Linked DNA regions of Homo sapiens: region 2 is linked to region 1. A link is an interaction called in ENCODE POLR2A ChIA-PET data of the cell type or tissue named here. Cell type or tissue: IMR-90. All regions are shown on one strand.

Region 1 (2,500 bases):
CGCCTGGCCGTATATATCTTTTTTTTTTTTGAGACGGAGTCTTTCTCTGTCGATCTCAGCTCATTGCAACCTCCACCTTCCGGGTCCTGCCTCAGCCTCCCGAGTAGCTGGGATTACAGGAGTGCACCACCACACCCGGCTAATTTTTTTTTTTTTTGAGACAGAATTTCGCTCTGTCACCCAAGTTGGAGTGCAGTGGTGCGATCTTGGCTTACTGCAACCTCCGTCTCCTGGGTTCAAGCAATTCCCCTACCTCAGCCTCCCGAGTAACTGGGATTACAGGTGCCCACCACCACACCCAGCTAATTTTTGCATTTTTAGTAGAGACAGGGTTTCACCACGTTGGCCAGGCTGGTCTCAAATTCCTGACCTCAGTGATCCGCCTGCCTTGGCCTCCCAAAGTACTGGGATAGGCCTGACCTTTTTTTTTTTTTTTTGAGATGGAGTCGCGCTCTGTCACCCAGGCTGCCAGGCTGGAGTGCAGTGGCACAATCTCGGCTCACTGCTACCTCCGCCTCCCGGGTTCAAGTGATTCTTCTGCTTCAGTCTTCCAAGTAGCTGGGACTACAGGTGGGCGCCACCACGCCCAGCTAATTTTTTTTTTTTTTTTTTTTTGTATTTTTAGTAGAGATGGGGTTTCAGCATATTGGCCAGGCTGGTCTCGAACTTCTGACCTTGGGATCTGCCCTCCTTGGCCTCCCAAAATGCTGGGATTACAGGCGTGAACTACCGTGCCTGACCAATTTTTTTTTTGTATTTTTAGTAGAGATAGGGTTTCGCCATGTTGGCCAGGGTGGTCTTGAACTCCTGACCTCAAGTGATCCACCTGCCTTGGCATCTCAAAGTGCTGGGATTACAAGTGTGAGCCACTGAGCCTGGCCTAAATTTAGTCTTAAATGTACAGTGCATAAAAGCTAAGAAACAACGGGTAAATGGCCATATTATGGGATAATAATCTCGTAACTAATGAGATCATAACTAATGAAGGGAAAATGCCTTTAGTTTTGTTTATGATAGCCAGTGTAATTGTTAATGTAATTGTGTCTGTCTTAATGAGATTTGATGTTTTAGCATGAGTGGGTGTTAATTTTGGGACACTGTGCACATATAAAATGTTTTCCCATTGAAATTAAGTACTGATTACATTTTCAACTTGAATTGCCCCACAAGAGGTTTTTTAGGATTAACTACCCCAGGAAGGCAGGAAAGGACTGTCCTGTAGTCACTGTACCTTTTACTGTCATGGAAAATTAAAATGAAACCAGATGATTAAGGTTTCCACTTGTCCTGAGATGAAGGTGTAGCCTGAGGAGCCTCTATTAGCATGTGTAAAGCCTCTGCTGAGTAAATGGTATTAACTTGTGTAAAGAAAGAATGTGACTAGGGGGCCCAGCAAGGAGGTATATCAAGTCAACACATTCCTGAGGGTATCTCTCTAGCTGTGGTGGTGGATGCGTCAGTAACGTATCTGCAGCCTGAGTGGGCTTTCAGTGTGTTTTCCTGTGGGTAGGGGATACGACCATCAGGCTGACTACTGGGTGTCCTCTTTCATAGAACTGTTTGTATTTTAAGTCAGACAATTGGTATTTGGTGTCTGGTGACCTGGGTTATGTGAAGTGTCAGCCTCCACTAACCACTAAACCCTGGGGAAATGCCAGTACCTAGTTACTGAGGCTCAAAGGTAAACTTTGAAAACTTTTTCAGAGTAACAAGCCCTCCTGGCAGTGGGCAGACCAACATTCCCCTGAAGATAGCTGCTCTCTTGCCACATTCTCTTTCCACATGCCTTCACTGCAAAGGTCTTCTCCAAGCCTGGGACTCCGATTTGCCAACATGCTGATGAACTGACTTGACTACATTGTTCTGTCTCTCACCTGTGAATGGAAGAGGTTAGACCTCTAAGGCAAGCAAAAAGGCCAATCCCAGAGTGACTCATCTTTGAAAATATTGGATTGTCTCACTCTCCCTGATACTTAATTAAAAGCCATCTTTGCAAAGCATCATCCAATTTCTGTAGTGGCCCCAGCGCTCAGTAGTCCCAGAGACTGTCAGAGCAAAAGGGAGCAGGAGGCAATTCAAGCCATCTGTCCTAGAATAGGACACCTGGTCACAGGCCTGTGCCTCTGGTCAGGGCTCTTTGGGAGCCATCTGGCCCTCCATCCCATAGAGCTGTGCTGAGCCAGACTCTGTCAAGTATTGGTGAAACTAAGAGGAGAAGGTACACAAGCCAAAGTTAGCCTGGCAGTGAGCTTGACTGGGAGAGTTGCAGGGCCAACCGATTCTCATAAATGTGTCCACAGATACCTACACAGGTGTCTCAAAAAAATACATAAATAAAATAAAGGAAGCTAATTATACTATAATGGGAGTTTTCAGAATTTTATTAAGGTGAAATCTATGAAATGCCAGAAAGGTTAAAAAGCTTGTCTACTTCAGGCCTTTGCTTTCTGCTTTATGGCAAGAGCACATGTTGAATATTTAGATTAATTCAAACCAACCT
Region 2 (2,500 bases), 180 kb before region 1:
CTTGCTGGTTTTTCTTGTTACTTCCTGTGTCATTGTGGCCCAATTTTATTTCCTTCCTGTATTTATTCCCTTTACAAAGTGACTTTACATATCCTCCTGTGAAAATGTATGGTCTGTTTTCCCCCTCCTTGAATCTGGGCTGGCCTGGTGACTTGCCTTGATCAGTCCAATGCATTGGAGGTGATGGCATGCTAGTTTTGAGGCCAGGTCTTAAGAGACCTCATCGACCTTTACCTTCTCTTGGAATCCTGCCACGACCACAACAACAAACCCAGGGAGCCTGCTGGAAGATAAAAGACCATATGAAACAGAGAGGAATTGCCCTGGTTGAGGCCACCATAGACCAGCCAGACTCTAGCCAACTTCCTTGAGTGAGTCCAGCCAAGATCAGCCAGTCCCACCCCAATCAGCAGTATACCCACCTAAACCACAGACTAGTGAGCTCAGTACATGGTTGTTATTTTAAGCCACTAAATTTTGGGTTAGTTGTTACAAAGCAATGGACAATTGATACCCTGTGTTAATTTGGTTTCCCTGGATGAGCCATAAGCTTCTTCAGGGCACGTCAGTTTTTTTTTAAATTTAATTTTTGAACCATGTATGGTTTGAATATGTATGGTTCATACAATTTTTGAACCATACATGACACTTAAATGGGGCAGGTCAATTTCTTTGTTGCCTCCATCCCAGCTCCTAGCACTGGGATTGAGCACATTTTGGGCATTACATAAAGACTTGTTGATTGCTGGGTGTGATGGCTAATGCTTGTAATCTCAGCACTTTGGGAGGCTGAGGCAGGAGAACTGCTTGAGCCCAGGAGTTTGAGACCAGCCTGGGCAACATAGTGAGACTCCTTGGGCAACATGGTGAGATTATCTCTACCAAAAAATACAAAAAAAAAAAAAAAAAAGAGGCAGGAAGATCGCTTGAGCTTGGGAGGTCAAGTCTGCAATAAGCCATGATCATGACAGCACTCCCACCTGGGCAACAGAGCAAAACCCTGTCTTAAAAAAGAAAGAAGGAAAAAGAAGGAGAAGGAGAAGAAGAAAAGATTTGTTGATGAATCAGGTCTTCACTAGAAACTGTCTTGGTTGATTGGGTGACTTTGAGAATACTGTTTTGCCTCCCTGGATAAATGTATTTGTCTCTTGTTCATATCTCTGTTTACTCTTTTCAAGAACTGGATTAGGAATGAATAAAGATGTCAATCTCCATGTCGAAACTTTTCCAGAGCATCTCCTGGTGGGATCTGTGAAGACTGAGTCTTATGAAGACTGAGTCATAAGAAGACTTGATCTACTTTATTATAAATGCAGAAAAATTGTGAAACAGGTCTTGTGAAACATTTTTGGGTTTAATCACCATTTGTTTAAATGCTTTTACCCAGCATGCAAAATAATTCATTCACTTTCCACTTTTCTCTGTACTTCTCTTGCAGGGGGAATGTCAGATGTCAGATATTTCAGGATGTAAGACTGAAGTGTGTGGTAGTGGAGGCAGACGGGTCCCTCAGAGAACAAGGCAGCAAATAAGTATACACCTTGCAATTTTCATCCATCTGGGTTGTGGGTAACACACAGAAGTGCCCTGGACTCCTAAATACCCTGCAGAGTGGTCTAACCCTTGTGATGCTTGGGGAGGACACCTGGCTTCTAGGTCCCCAGGAATACACGGAATCTAGAAGGGAGCCCATGTTCTGTGCTATTTCCCATGATGACCCTGGAAGCTTCCCCAACCCACCCCCTCTCCTCCACCATCTGGGCTTGTGTCTGGTCCAGTTCTGTGCCTGCACAGCAAGATCATCTCTCCTGAATACTTTAATAGTTGGCTTGCAGGTCCAGGTAAGGAAAACCAAGAGCCACTTGTCTTCACGCAGCCCCTCAGGCTTGCCTGTGAAGCTGAGAGGAGATGGGGAAGCTGGCACTCCTGAAACGGTTAAAAGCCCCAGCACAGGAGTAAGAAGTGGCAACTCACTGGCATTTCTGAAAAGGCTAATTGTTGCTGAGCCAGTTGTTCTCTAAATGTGTATCCCAGGAGGGGAATGGGAGAGGGCAGACAGCAGAGGTCAAGCGGCTGGAGCTGGGAGGGGCCACACACCTGAGGCAGGGCTGCTGCCACAGCAGTGACAGCTGTCTGTTCTCTTCTCAGATGTCTTTTTTTTTTGAGATGGAGTTTCGCTCTTGTTGCCCAGGTTGGAGTGCAATGGCGCGATCTCCGTTCACCGCAACCTTCGCCTGCTGGGTTCAAGCGATTCTTTTGCCTCAGCCTCCTGAGGTGCGTGCTATCATGCACGGCTGATTTTTGTATTTTTAGTAGAGATGGGTTTTCACCATGTTGGCCAGGCTGGTCTCAAACTCCTGACCTCAGGTGATCCACCTGCCTTGGCCTCCCAAAGTGCTGGGATTACAGGTATGAGCCACCATGCCCAGCCTCAGATGTCTTTTCAAATTGGCAACACACGTGCCTCTATTAGCTAGCATCGTTCTGGATTCCCCCTTGT

What was found. ChIA-PET counts read pairs that join two places held together with the same protein. Peaks named below come from ENCODE experiments on the same cell type or tissue, not always from the same donor. Only the 100,000 strongest peaks of a DNase experiment are listed, where the experiment ranks them.
Region 2: POLR2A ChIA-PET joins it to region 1 with 7 read pairs; 4 of 35 experiments call an interaction of 5 or more read pairs at or near these places.

Annotation. Positions count from the first base shown.
Region 1 is chr15:74,530,563-74,533,062 of GRCh38, reverse strand. No RefSeq gene overlaps it. Among named protein-coding and RNA genes, the nearest start is that of ARID3B, 9.4 kb to the left of the region's middle. RefSeq lists a silencer at 1,188-1,388. In IMR-90, no CTCF peak of the experiment used is centred here; a DNase peak (open chromatin) is centred at 1,532; H3K27ac peaks cover 510 bases.
Region 2 is chr15:74,707,999-74,710,498 of GRCh38, reverse strand. No RefSeq gene overlaps it. Among named protein-coding and RNA genes, the nearest start is that of EDC3, 13 kb to the right of the region's middle. In IMR-90, no CTCF peak of the experiment used is centred here; no DNase peak of the experiment used is centred here; H3K27me3 peaks cover 1,405 bases.